2 separate regions of the Homo sapiens genome follow, and region 1 is linked to region 2. A link is an interaction called in ENCODE POLR2A ChIA-PET data of the cell type or tissue named here. Cell type or tissue: OCI-LY7. All regions are shown on one strand. Each heading gives the region's core, and the rest is flanking DNA. Links, peaks and the distances in the headings are about the cores only.

Evidence for each region. ChIA-PET counts read pairs that join two places held together with the same protein. Peaks named below come from ENCODE experiments on the same cell type or tissue, not always from the same donor. Only the 100,000 strongest peaks of a DNase experiment are listed, where the experiment ranks them.
Region 1: POLR2A ChIA-PET joins it to region 2 with 8 read pairs; 2 of 35 experiments call an interaction of 5 or more read pairs at or near these places.

Annotation. Positions count from the first base shown.
Region 1 is chr6:87,435,036-87,440,963 of GRCh38, reverse strand. CFAP206 (cilia and flagella associated protein 206) reads right to left here. Exons shown (of 13, transcript NM_001031743.3): 11 at 5,911-5,928. Among named protein-coding and RNA genes, the nearest start is that of CFAP206, 30 kb to the right of the region's middle. In OCI-LY7, for the core only: no CTCF peak of the experiment used is centred there; a DNase peak (open chromatin) is centred at 4,353.
Region 2 is chr6:87,652,881-87,660,784 of GRCh38, reverse strand. It overlaps ORC3 (origin recognition complex subunit 3), which reads right to left. Exons shown (of 20, transcript NM_012381.4): 14 at 7,536-7,669; 15 at 3,803-3,879; 16 at 2,767-2,864. Among named protein-coding and RNA genes, the nearest start is that of AKIRIN2, 45 kb to the left of the region's middle. In OCI-LY7, for the core only: a CTCF peak has its summit at 4,130; a DNase peak (open chromatin) is centred at 3,774.

The DNA of each region.
Region 1 (5,928 bases), core at 1,929-5,928, 220 kb after region 2:
TTGTTTAAGTATTCTGTACCACTCTTGCTGTGAAAATGGAGTGCTTGTAGAAAAAACAAACAAACCTTTTACTATATGATACTTCTTAACACTTGTGAAAGCAATTCAGCTTGGTTTACGCATAGTGTAATATTTCTCCAAGTACCACCCAAAATTCCCTACAGAACTTTCATCCTCATTAGATGCTGGCCTCAGCCTTACCACTGGGGACATTACATTGCTGCCAGAATTTTACATCTAATTTACCTCCATTTTCTAGATATTCTCTACTTATGTTATCAAAACCAGTTTCTACTTCATACAGATGCTTTCTGCATTAGCAATTAAAATTTTCCATCTATGAGTTGAGTCTTAAGAAAATGATTGCAATTGTTCATTTTGCATATTACGATTTTAACATTATCGCTCCCTGCATTTGCAGTCCTCTGATTTATTTCTTCACCATGATGCCCTCGCTCCCCACAACAACACTCACCTCCTGTAATAAAGCAATATCGCGTTAAAAAAAATACAAAGTCTAGGGGAAGGAATTATCATTTGCATATATTGTGATGGCCCACATTAAGAAAAAAAAACTAACAGACTCTAAATATCAATAGACTCTCAAATATCAATTATTAGAATTAGTAAGGGAGTTTATTAAGGTTGCTGAATATAAAATCAATATGCAGAAATTAAACTGCATTTCCATAATATAAGCAATAATGAACTAAAATTCAATCCTAAGCATCAACAGCATTTAAAATAGCAACAAAAAATATAAAGTCCCTACAAATAAATCTAACCAAAAAATGTGCAATTCTTTGATAGGAAATATTATAAAACTACATTGATGCTTTGGATAGGGAGACTCAATGTTGTAAAAATGTCTATTCTTCTCATACTAACCTACATATACAAGGCAATTTCAATCAGTATTCCTTCAAGGGTTTTTAATGGAACTTCATTATGTACTTCTCAAATTTATAAAAGTAAAGATTCTAGTACAGACAAGACTTTTCGGAGAAGAAAGAATGTGAAAACTTACTCTACCAGATATCAAGACTTATAAAGCTATTGAAGATATCAGTATAGGATTTTTTTTAAAATTGAATAACTGAACATAATAGAGAGTGCAAAACTAAGCCTGTGGTTATTGATAAGACACTGTAGATCAGTGAGGAAAGGAGAGACTATTAAACAAATGGTCTACGACAATTTCACTACAAATGGGAAAAAAATAAAATTGGATCTTTACCTCCCACCACAAACAAAAATAAAATCCAAGTGGACTAAAGGCTCTACATAATAGACAAAACATATTTCTTTTAAAAAAAGGTAAGAATATTTTCGTGATCTCAAAATACGTAAGAACTTCTTAAACAAGACATGAAGAAAAAATAATGACAAATTACACATTAAAATAAAAGACTTGTTCATCAAGAGACACCACAAAAAGAATGAAAACATAAGCTACAAACTAAGAAAACATATCTTCAAAACATATATTTAACAAAGAATTCATAAGCAAAATACAATTTTGAAAAAACACTTCCTGCAAATCACTAAGATAAAGAGAAATCAACTAACAGAAAATTGGGCAAAATGAGGTCATTTCACAGAAATATATTATTTAGGAATACATACATGAATGGCAAAAACTCAACTACTATTTTAGAAATAGGTAGAGAATAAAATATAACTAAATCCATCAAGTTTTATGAAGGCATAATTAATGAAACTACCATAGGAAAAAACACTATGCAAATGGTATTTTTATTGATGGGACAATCCAATATAATAAATATGTAAATTCCCCCACATATTATTTCATTAGTTTAATGCAATTCCAGTTAAAATTCCAGTAAGATTTTTTGGGGAAACTTAGCAAATTCATTAAGAAACTTACATGGAAAATTTTGAAAACTAAAAGGCAAAGAAGAGAGCTTCCTTATCAGATAATAAAATACATTTCAAAGCAATAGTAATTAAAGCAGTGTGGTATTAGGATAGAGATGATAAATAGACCAATGCAACAGAATAGAAGGCCTAGAAACAAACCTATTTCATATGAAAGTTGTTAATACAATAGAGGTGCACTGTATTTTGTGGGAAATACATTTACATTATTTAGTAAATCGTGTTAGGAAAACTGGCTTACTACATGAAGAAAAATAAAATTAGAATCCTTTATTATCTCCAAATAGACTAAAGATCTCAATGTAAAAAATAAATTGTGTGAAAGTTGTCAGAATAAAAATGTTGTCACTTGTGTTAAAAACTCTGACAAATAGAGCCAGGGACGGCCATGAAGGAAGGGCTCTTGTGGCAAATCGGCCATGAAGGAAGGGCTCTTGTGGCAAATCCCCAATAAAAATTATCACAAAAGACTCTCCAAAAAACACAATCCTGCACAAAGGCCACCACAACTTTACACAGAAAAAATATTTCTGTGATGACATCTGCCCAGCAACTGCCTGTCCAACTAAGCCAAGAATAATGATCTTTTTTTTTTTTTTTTTTTGAGACAAGAGTCTCGCTCTGTTGCCAGGCTGGAGTGGAGTGATGCAATCTCAGCTCACTGCAACCTCTGACTCCCTGGTTCAAGCGATTCTCCTGCCTCAGCCTCCCGAGTAGCTGGGAATACAGGCATGTGCCAAGACACCCAGCTAATTTTTGTATTTTTAGTAGAGACAGATTTTCACCATGTTGGCCAGGATGGTCTCGAACTCCTGACCTTGTGATCTACTCGCCTCAGCCTCCCAAAGTGCTGGGATTACAGGCGTGAGCCACCACGCCTGGTCAGGATAATTATCTTAAACAATTATGTAATCCTCCTAATTTTTCCCTTAACAGACTTTGTCTTTCTTTACCTCTCTTAATACACACATGGTTTACTATGGCAAGTGTATTCCCATTGCAGTGCCTGGTCCTGAACAAATATCATTTCCTTTTAGAGAGTATCTGTTATATAGATTGACAATTTAAAAAGAAGAAAATGGGCTGGATGTGGTGGCTCACACATTTAATCCCAGCACTTTGGGAGGTTGAGGCAAGAGGATTGCTTGAGCCTAGGAGTTCAAGACCAGCCTGAGCAACAAAGTGAGGCACCGTCTCTAGAAAAACTAAAACTAAAAAAAAAAAAAAAAAAAAAAAAAATTAGCCAGGCATGGTTGGTGCATGCCTGTGTGGTCTCAGCTACACAAAAGCTCAAGGCAAGAGGATTGCTTCAACCCAGGAGGTCAACACTGTAGTGAGCCATGTTCATGTCATTGCACTCCAGCCTGGGCTACAGAGTGAGCCTCTGTCTCAAAAAAATAAAAATAAAATAAAAATAAAATGTAAAGAATAATCCTAGGACAGAGGAGAATTTCTAAAATAAGATTTTAAAAAAAGCACAATCTGTAAAGGAAAAAATTAATAGATATGACTACATTAAAATTAAAGATGTGTCTTCAATGAAGGATTCAACTTACAAAGTTAACAGAGGTGTCAGGCTGGGAAAAGACATTTGCAACTTTTATAACTTATAAAGGATTAATATTTAGAATAGACAAGGAACTGCCAATCAACAACTTAAAAACAGAAACAGCAAATGGAAAAAAAAACGGCAAAAGTTATAAATACGCAATGTACAGAAGGGGAAACCTGAACAGATAAATAAGAAGAAATGCTAAACATCACTATCAGAAAAATGCACAATAAAGCAGTAATAAGGGCCTGGTGCAGTGGCTCACACCTGTAATCCCAGCACTTTGGGAGGCCAAGGCAGGTGGATCACAAGGTCAGGAGTTCAAGACCAGCTGGACCAAGATGGTGAAACCCCGTCTCTACTAAAAATACAAAAATTAGCCAGGCATGTTGGCAGACGCCTGTAATCCCAGCTACTCAGAAGGCTGAGGCAGAGAATTGCTTGAACCTGGGAGGTGGAGGTTGCAGTGAGCTGATATCACGCCACTGCACTCCAGCCTGGGCAACAGAGCAAGACTCCGTCTCAGAAAAAAAAACAAACAATAATAAGTACCATTTTAAATTCATCAAATTGGCAAATATTACAAACTGAGGTATTAACACGTCCTCGCAGGATTATGGGTAACTGACAAGCCTTATAATGAAGTTAAATTAGTACATTTTCAGAGTAACTTTTTAGTGGAAACAAAAATTGTAGGCCTACCTACTATTTGGCTCACATACAGAAAGGCACTGTAGACGAGACCAATCTCTCATCACAACAGTAGGAACCTAGGACTCTGCAGAATAGCTTCATTGGAAAGGGGAGCTGGAGTGCTACATCAACGATGTCATCACGATGTCAGAATAACACAATGTCAGAACACAGCACATCACGATGTCAGAATAGCAGCACCAACTGAGCTGTCCATGGTCCTGACTACCATACTTCCCCCCACCCTCCTCAGATGACTTAGTCCCTAGCTTGTTTCTGGTCTTCTTGCCTGTGTGTTCAGACCATCCTCTGTGCTCCTCTGTCACCAGCCCAACAGTCCTCTCACTACTTACTGCTTGGATCTCTGCTGGCCAGGTCAATGGCACAAAGCCCACCTGCTTTAGAGTTAAAATGTTGATAAAAATAGCAAACAAGTCCGGGCGTGGTGGCTCACGCCTGTAATCCCAGCACTTTGGGAGGCCAAGGTGGGTGGATCACCTGAGGTCAGGAGTTTGAGACCAGCCTTGCCAACATGGTGAAACCGTATCTCTACTAAAAATACAAAAATTAGCCAGGCGTGATGGTGTCCGCCTATAGTTCCAGCTACTCAGAAAGTTGAGACAGGAGAATTGCTTGAACCTGGGAGGCGGAAGTTGCAGTGAGCTGAGATCACACCACTGCACTCCAGCCTGGGCAACAGAGCAAGACTTGGTTAAAAAAAAAAAAAAAAAAAAAGGAAACAACAGACATTTTAAACCATGTATTTCAAAATGTTTTCATTTTAGTGAGTTTAAAAGAGAGGAATTCAACAAGAGACAGGAGAGAAAGAAAGACCACTTAAGAGATGAACAACAGGCTTGGCATGGTGGCTCGTGCCTATAATCCCAACACTTTGGGATGCCAAGGCGGGAGGATAACTTGAAGCCACAAGTTTGAGACCAGCCCGGGCAACATGGCGAGACCCCATCTCTACAAAAAAGTTTTTTAAAAAAATTAGCCAGGCATGGTGGCACCTGCCTGTAGTCCCAGCTACTTGGGAGACTGAGGCAAGACGATCCCTTGAACCCAGGAGTTGGAAGGTACAGTAAGCTATGATTGTGCCAGTGCTCTCCATCCTGGGTGACAGAGTGAGACCTTGCCTCTAAAAAGAACAAAAAAAGAGATGAACAACGAAAATGAGAGACAAAGAGGAAGAACATTAGAATATACGGCATTCAAATGTGAGTTCCAAACCGGTAGAGATTTTTATCTGTTTTGTTTCATGAAATCCCTTATGCCAAGAATAATTACTGACACACAATAAGTGGCTTACTAAATAAGATGAATGAATTAATCAATAGGCACAGACATACAAGAAACCCACCTTGAGATCCATTCTGTGGCCTTTCAGACTACTACAATTTAAACCTGTTAAATTGTTTTGCAGCTCTGAGTATAAGTTACTATCTGTGTTATCTGTGTTGAGCTCCTCCAATTTCAGATACAGAAATATACTGCAGCTTCAATTATTTATAAGTCAATGAAGTTGTTCTGATTCAGATTTTCCCCATTTCCTAATTCATCAATTTGACTCCATATCCTGTTTTCATTATTCTTTGATTCAATTAGTTTTCATCTTCAGATATGAATCCCTTTCAGACAACCTGTAAAGACCCTCATCTGACTCTCTCTGTGTGGACCTGGGAAGCATTCTACAACAAAATACAACTTTTAAATTAACTATATTTTTAAATGTCATAAATTCATAAAATATTGACCCTGCTTACCTGAGAATATGGAATAAA
Region 2 (7,904 bases), core at 1,484-5,483:
CTCATTTTGGATTCAGACCAGACAAATGATAGGCCTTCCCTGAAAGAGGTGGTTCTGAAGGAACTGGAGGAATTAGTATCAACAAGGGCTACAAAGTTGAAGCTTGCTATTGGCAAAAACAGTAACTTAGAAAGTGGCAATTTATTCTCATCTCTCAAGATCTGGCAACTTATTCTTGCCTGCCAGTATTTTTGCCAAGAGCTGCTCATGGTATACTGTGAACTCTGCCTCCTGAAGTCTCCTGCTTATATTTGTCTTTAAAGGACATCCTTTCTCCATAACTCCAAGCTCTGCCCAGACATCTGTGGTGTGGCTGTTGAGGGCAGTGTAGAGAAATGGAGAGGGCCTTTTGGCAGATGTCAGGAGAATGAGACTGTGTGACCTTGCATGAGTCACAGCCCCTCTCTGGCCTTTAGCTGCCACAGGGCTGACTCTTCAGGTCTCTTTTAGCTTTAACATGCTACAATTCTAATCTCTTCCCTCCTGGGACAATCTTGGTAAAGACACTAAATCCTAGTATGGAAGATTTTGTGATTTTACAACAAAACACATTTAATTATACTGAGCATTATTTCAACAACTGCTCAGAAAGGTAAAAAGTCAGACATATTAGGTGAAGGATCATGACAGGGAAACGGCTGATGTGATTTCAGAGCCTACAATTTGGAATTTGTAAGAACTCTGGAACCTGACATTTGGCCTAAAATTGGCAAATCACATTGCAAAATTATTTTTAGTGACTACCATGTTCACTGCCTGGTAAAAGGGAAGAGTCAAGAGTTTGGGGCTAGACTCTACAAGAACAGGAAAGCCCAGTAGGGCAAGGTTAACTCTGTGGGTTCTATGTAATTTTTGACCAGTATTTGGCCAATATTGCAGTTCATCACTTTTTTTTTTTTTCTCGAGATGGAGTCTTGCTCTGTTGCCTAGGCTGGAGTGCAGTGGTGCGATCTCAGCTCACTGCAACCTCTGCCTCCCGGGTTCAAGCCATTCTCCTCCCTCAGCCTCCCAAGTAGCTAGGATTACAGGTGTGCGCCACCATGCCCAGCTATTTTTCGTATTTTTAGTAGAGTCGGGGTTTCACCATGATGGTCAGGTTGGTCTCAAACTCCTGTCCTCAAGTGATCTGCCCACCTTGGCCTCCCAAGATGCTGGGATTACAGGCGTGAGCCAATGCGCCCGGCCTTGGTTGATCGTTTTGGACCTTTTCATGGCATTAGCAATTTCTCCCCAATGACTAGGAACAATGACTCTGTCCCCACATTATTCTGGAAAACTAAGCTTTTCACTTTCAGAAAAGACATGTAATTTGTCAGAAAAGCACTCTTTCTCTTTAATAATTGTGCTGCTATTTTCTCAGTACTTTATTCAGTGCCTAGCCTGCTGTTGGGTTTAAACTGCCATTAAAAATTACAATAAACAGGGCCGGGCGCGGTGGCTCACGCCTGTAATCCCAGCACTTTGGGAAGCCGAGGTGGGTGGATCATGAGGTCAGGAGTTCAGGACCAGCCTGACCAACATGGTGAAACCCCGTCTCTACTAAAAATACAAAAATTAGCCAGGCCTGTTGGCACATGCCTGTAATCCCAGCTACTCGGGAGGCTGAGGCAGGAAAATCCCTTGAACCCGGGAGGCGGAGGTTGCAGTCAGCCAAGATCACACCACTGCACTCCAGCCTGGGCGACAGAGTGAGACTCCGTCTCAAAAAAAAAAAAAAAAAAAAAAATTACAATAAACAATGATAACAGGTTCTCCCCCCCCCGCCCCACTTTTTAGGTATTAAATCGTTTTCTTTTGCACACTTCTCATTTTTTTCTGTAGCATGCCCAACTTCCACCAAACTTAGGTGGGTGATTTTACACGGCTACATAAAGCTGACTTTTGGGAAATCCATGAATCAGAATGATCTGGGTTTCCTAAAAAGGAAACATCTTAAAATACAGGCTGGATTGGTAGACTTCTAAATTTACCCAGCACATGTCTCAACATAAATTTAGTGCTGATAATGAGGTGCACTGGCATTGTTTAGAATTAAATGTTCTTTCTTCAGGATAAAATAGAGCAGCATGGCTAGTCTGCTCTACTTTCTGGGCTTGGCTCAGATCCAGCATTTACTCCTAGCAAAGATAAAGTGTAATACAAATACTTTATTATTAGAAAGAGAAACATTCACTTTCTATCTCATCTCTCCCCACCTGACCTAATGAAGTAGATCAAATTTAAGCCTATATTCTTAACTGAGATTAAAAGAATGAACTAAGTCATTTGATTAGACATCTTGATAATGATGGAAAAAGAATAAAAATTACAATTCTTTTTTTTTTTTTTGAGACGGAGTCTTGCACCGTTGCCCAGGCTGGAGTGCAGTGGCACGATCTTGGCTCACTGCAAGCTCCGCCTCCTGGGTTCATGCCATTCTCCTGCCTCAGCCTCCCGAGTAGCTGGGACTACAGGTGCCCACCACCACACCCAGCTAATTTTTTGTACTTTCAGTAGAGACAGGGTTTCACCTTGTTAGCCAGGATGGTCTCGATCTCCTGACCTCGTGATCCACCAGCCTTGGCCTCCCAAAGTGCTGGGATTACAGGCGTGAGCCACCACGCCTGGCCTAAAAATTACAACTCTAAGCTAGATGGAGAGACCTGAAAAGCATAAAGCCTAACCTAGGAGAAAAATGTTCTGGATTGGCTATAGACAGCTATGACACCAGTGTTATTTGGAAAAACAGCATGATTTTTAGCTCTTAAGAGCTAAATTTAGACTTACCTCACTAGACAGTCAATGAAGTTCACAACATTTTCTCTGAGTACTTCAAATTTGGTTTGCTTCTTACTTCTTCTTAACTCCTTCATTTCCAATAAGGACTATAGATAAAAGAACATAGCTTTTCTGGTGATCCTCAGACAGAAAACCCCTCAGAGGGAGCTCTGTTGGTAAGTTCTATAGAAGCACCTGATGCCCTTTCCATAAGACAGGATGTACAGAGAAAGATCAAAATGGGTTTTGTTTATTCTTTTTATTTTTAAGGTCTGGCAAGAATCTCGCCTCAAAGGTGTTTTGCTTTATAATATACAAGCAAATTTTTAGGGAAAGAAGAAAAGGGCAGTTCACTTTACTACTAAATTACATGGCAGAGTGCTCACTATTCAGTCCATTAAGTCATTTAAGAAAAGGACTTAACAGGATAAAGAAAAAAATCTTGCCTTTTTGCCATACTAACAGAATAGATTCCATGTGTTTTATTTTACTTAGATTGAAATTTTACTCTACATTTATCATAATTTGGTATCACAGTACAAAGAAGGTTCTTCATTTCGACAATCAAGATCCTAAAGTTAGAACTATCTGAAAAAGAATATATTGGATATACTGTGGCTCAATTTCTGCTCTATACTTGAATATGCATTTTAAAAAATCAAGGAAAGTAACTAAAACTAATTAGTTAGGCTCTTTTAAATCTCTCAGTTTGATCAAACAGAAAAATACATCAGATAAATAATCAGATTTGTGCAGCCATGTTCCCATTTTCTCTTATTGCTAGCTGATTCTCTTTCTCTTGCTGAGCCCACAGGAATGGTTTCCACCTATGTTAGCTAGTAGGTTCCAGAATGTGTATATGTAGAGTAATGATGGCAATGGGACTAACAGGATGTTCAACTTAGAAGTGAGTTAAAAGTCTGCTTTGTTCCTGGTTGTGGTTTAAAAATGAAAACAAAAACATCCAGGCAGAGTTAATCTAGAGCACAAACTGAAAAAAGGGAGTGTCACAGGATGCAGCTGGAAGGGAAGAGAGTGACCTGACCTTCTGAAGATGATAGAGGTCTGTCTTCTGAAGCCCCTTTGGCTGTGACCCAGAAGCATCTTCTTCCTCTTTGGTTTCTGCTTTTAATACAAAACCAGTAGACATCAATGAGGGTAAATCCAAGTCAAGGGAACAAACATTTCTACTACTCCAAAGTAAAAGTTTCACCTATATATATTTTTTTAATGTGGCAAGGGATCAAGATTCCATCTGATAAATGATTTCTTACAGAAGCTGAAGGCCAATAATATATAACTTGTGCTGTAGTGATGTCTTCAAAAAATCAGCTACTGAATTTTAAAAGTGTAACCACAATGAAAACAAAACAAAATACAACCTAACAAAACTCCCTCAAACCAACAGCAAAAAGTCTCAAAAAAAAAAATTTTTTTTTTTCAGATGGAGTCTTGCTCTGTTGCCCAGGCTGGAGTGCAGTGGCGCCATCTTGGCTCACTGCAACCTCCTCCTCCCAGTTCAAGTGCTTCTCCTGCCTCAGCCTCCGGAGTAGCTGGGATTACAGGTGCCGGCCACCATGCCTGGCTAATTTTTGTATTTTTAGTAGAGAAGGGGTTTCGCCACGTTGGCCAGGCTGGTCTCGAACTGCTGACCTCAGGTGATCCACCCGCTTTGGCCTCCCAAAGTGCTGGGATTACAGGCACGAGCCACCATGCCCAGCCAGTCTCAAATATTTTTGATGTTATACATAGCTTTTTAAAAAAATAATAAAAACTTAAAACTGTTTTCCTTTGATTATGTCAAGATTGTAAACAACAAAATTTGAGTATGAGGAGGGTAGTGTGTAAAAGTTTTGAAATAATCCACTAAAACATAAAGTGCATCATGGTTCTTTAGCAAAGGGAAAGAAAACCATAACTGCTTAAATGTACAGCTGTGCTCCTTCTAGAGAGCATAATGCTCTCATATTCTTCTTCAAGTGCAGGTTGGGTTTTGTGAACCCCACACACATGGTTTGTTTGGCCTAAAACTATGACAGGAGGATGCAGCTGGAGAATATGCATTGGCTTAAAGAATAAACTGCTTTTTAGCTACAGCTAATTTCTGGTTCAAAAAAGACATAACTAAAGGTTAAAATGTCTACTAGATTCTTTGTCCCATGTCATTAACATGTAGTTTGCTACATGTTAATAAACCTAATATGCCTTTGAAATATATCTAATATGGGCTGAATGAAGTGCCTCATTCCTATAATCCCAGCACTTTGGGAGGCCATGGTGTGAGGATCACTTGAGACAAGGAGTTCGAGACCAGGCTGGGAAACATAGTGAGACACTGTCTCTATTTAAAAAAAAAAAAAATAATAATAATAATTAGGCTGATGAGGGGGCTTATGCCTATAATCTCAACACTTTGGGAGGCTGAGGCAGGCAGATTGCTTGAACCCAAGAGTTCGAGACCAGCCTGAGCAACATGGAAAAACCCCATCCCTACAAAAATACAAAAAAATTAGCCAAGTGTGGTGGGACGTGCCTGTAGTCCCAGCTACTTGGGAGGCTAAGATGGGAGGATCACTTGAGCCTGGGAGGTATAGGCTGCAGTGAGCCTATCATGCTACTGCACTCCAGCCTGGACAACAGTGGGAGACTCTGTCTCCAAAAAAAAAAAAAAAAATTCAGCTGGATGTTGTGGCCCTTTTCTGTAGTCCTAGCTACTCAGGAGGTGGAGGCAGGAGGATTACTTGAGCCCAGGAGGTCTGAGGGAACTGTGAGCTATGACTGCACAACTGCACTTAAGCCTGGACAACACAGCAAGATCCTGTCTCAAAAAAAATCTGATATGACACTCTGTCCTACTTAACTCTTCCCAACTGTAATTTTAAACCCAAACTGTAATATGTAATAAATGTTAAGGAACACAGATAGCATATAGCCAAATATTTCTACTCATCCAACGTGGGGAGTTTTAGTTTCAGTTTATTATTAATAATGAGTCACTTTTGAAAATCAGGAAATAACAGACATTTCTTCAAGACAGTGGTTGTGCTTTAATTTGTAAAATTCTTTATTCTTTAGGCTACTAATCATCTTAATCTTCGACCTTCCCATTTCAAAAGCTGCATTCCTTTATTTAGCTCTAGCATATCACAGAATTTGTTTACTAGCTCATATTATATGAACTCTAATTAAAAATGTATCTAGATTACCTCGTTAATGGTGCCCAGCAAAAAAAGAAGAAAAAATTATATGTGCAGTTTATTTTTACAGCAATCTCCATAAGTCCCATTTTGTAAAAGACTGAAATTTACACAGTATTTACCTTCTATTTTTCTAAGCCTTTTACCCTATTTATGTACTTAAGGTTGGCCCCTTGCTGATCCAGTGATCACTATTAGGGCGTATTTATATCGTGAATTAGCGACAGAAAAACAATGAACTAGTGGTTAAGAGAGATGGGCTCTGGTCTGAGTGCTACCACTAGCTAGCTGTGTGATCTCAAACAAGCTGCCGTCTTCTCCTAGACTTTAGTTTCTGGTTATATAGCTGAACTCAATGATCTTAATGATACCAACATCCAGCCCTTAAAAGTTTTTGTGTTCTGAAGAGTGGTTGAGTTCATGCTGCAGTGGCAAGAGCAATGCCCACACATAACCTGAAAGAAAATCCCTTAGTGCCTGCTGATGACTTCCTCACTCTGGCTGCTCAGGCCACTCTAGTCAGGCAAACATTCTCTTTCATCTTCCATGACTGAGCACTCATCAGGTGCCTCACATTGTAGCTATGGAGAGATATGGGAAGATTTTTGCAAAAGCAGTTTCCTAAAGCCAAAAGATTTTTAAGACAAAGAAGCACTTGCCAAACATAAAAAAGGATTAAAACAGACATTTTAAATAAGATATTTTCAACATGTCATGTCCAATTCTATGTGATTATATATGAAAAAACTACCTGTTCCCCCAAAACTCCATTAAAAAATTGCCCTAAATTTGGGAAAAGTAAAACGTACACACCAATATATTTTATTGTTGTTATTGTTCTACTAAAAGAATACCATACTTTGGTGCTAGAAACAGAGCAAGAGAAGAGCCCATGAAAAGCTAGTATTTAGGGAACAGAACATGGCTACCTATATACAATCAGACACCCTAAGCATTCAGGATATATAAATGATCATGTGGAGGTCAAGCAAAAGAGAGAAACTGTAACCCTCCAACAGTGAAGAGTGCCAGGCTGCTTCAGTTAATTTAGGACTGAAAGATTCCAGCTTTTGTAAATCCGATTAAAGTAAGCCTCATGCAGATTTTGGTAATCAACATACCAATGAGCCTCACTGCTGTGAAAGCAGTTCATAGCTATTAATTTTTCAAGCTTACAGATGATTTATGCAGTGCTTTGGAAATCTATAAAGAACTTGATGAAATGCTTAAGAAAAAACCTCTAAAAAGAGTTCTTAATTATGACACCCTGCTACTCTTTCCAATCTTTTTGATTTCTTTTTGTTGACTTTTTAAAGACAAATCCCCCAAACTGTCGATCTGGAGAAAGATTTTCTTTTTCTGCCCATTTGATGCTCTCCATTGTTTAAACCAAATCTAGAAGAGAAACATTTGGCCTATTTGTGATTGTTAAAATGTGATACTATGAGGCTTGGCATACTGACTGATCATGAACTACTTTATCTCTTTATCTCTAAGCACATCAGAAGGTGGGGTTTTCCATGCCATTTTAGTTAAATGACTGTCATGGCCAATAGAATTGGAAGGATATTACACTCTTACCATCGAGGCTCTGAAACTGGGCCAGGAACTCCTCTATTCTCTTAGCTGTGCTGCCAAGGTGGTTTTCACAATAAGACTTAAAAACCTTGAAACATTTCTCAAGTATGGTCATCAGTTCATCCTTTGCCAACATCCTAGAACAGAGTCAGTGACAGGAAATGTAATATAACTAGAAAATTAACACTTAAAAAACATTTTATTTAATATACATATTAAATGTTTCCGCTCAGAAGATAAAAGAAATTCTTCATTAGTAGCTACCAACATTTTTTGGAGAGATTTTCCTCCATATATGTGACATTCAGAAGAATTCTTGAAGGGTTCTCATGATAAAGTTTAGCTTAGAAAATTTACAAAGGTCTGGATTCA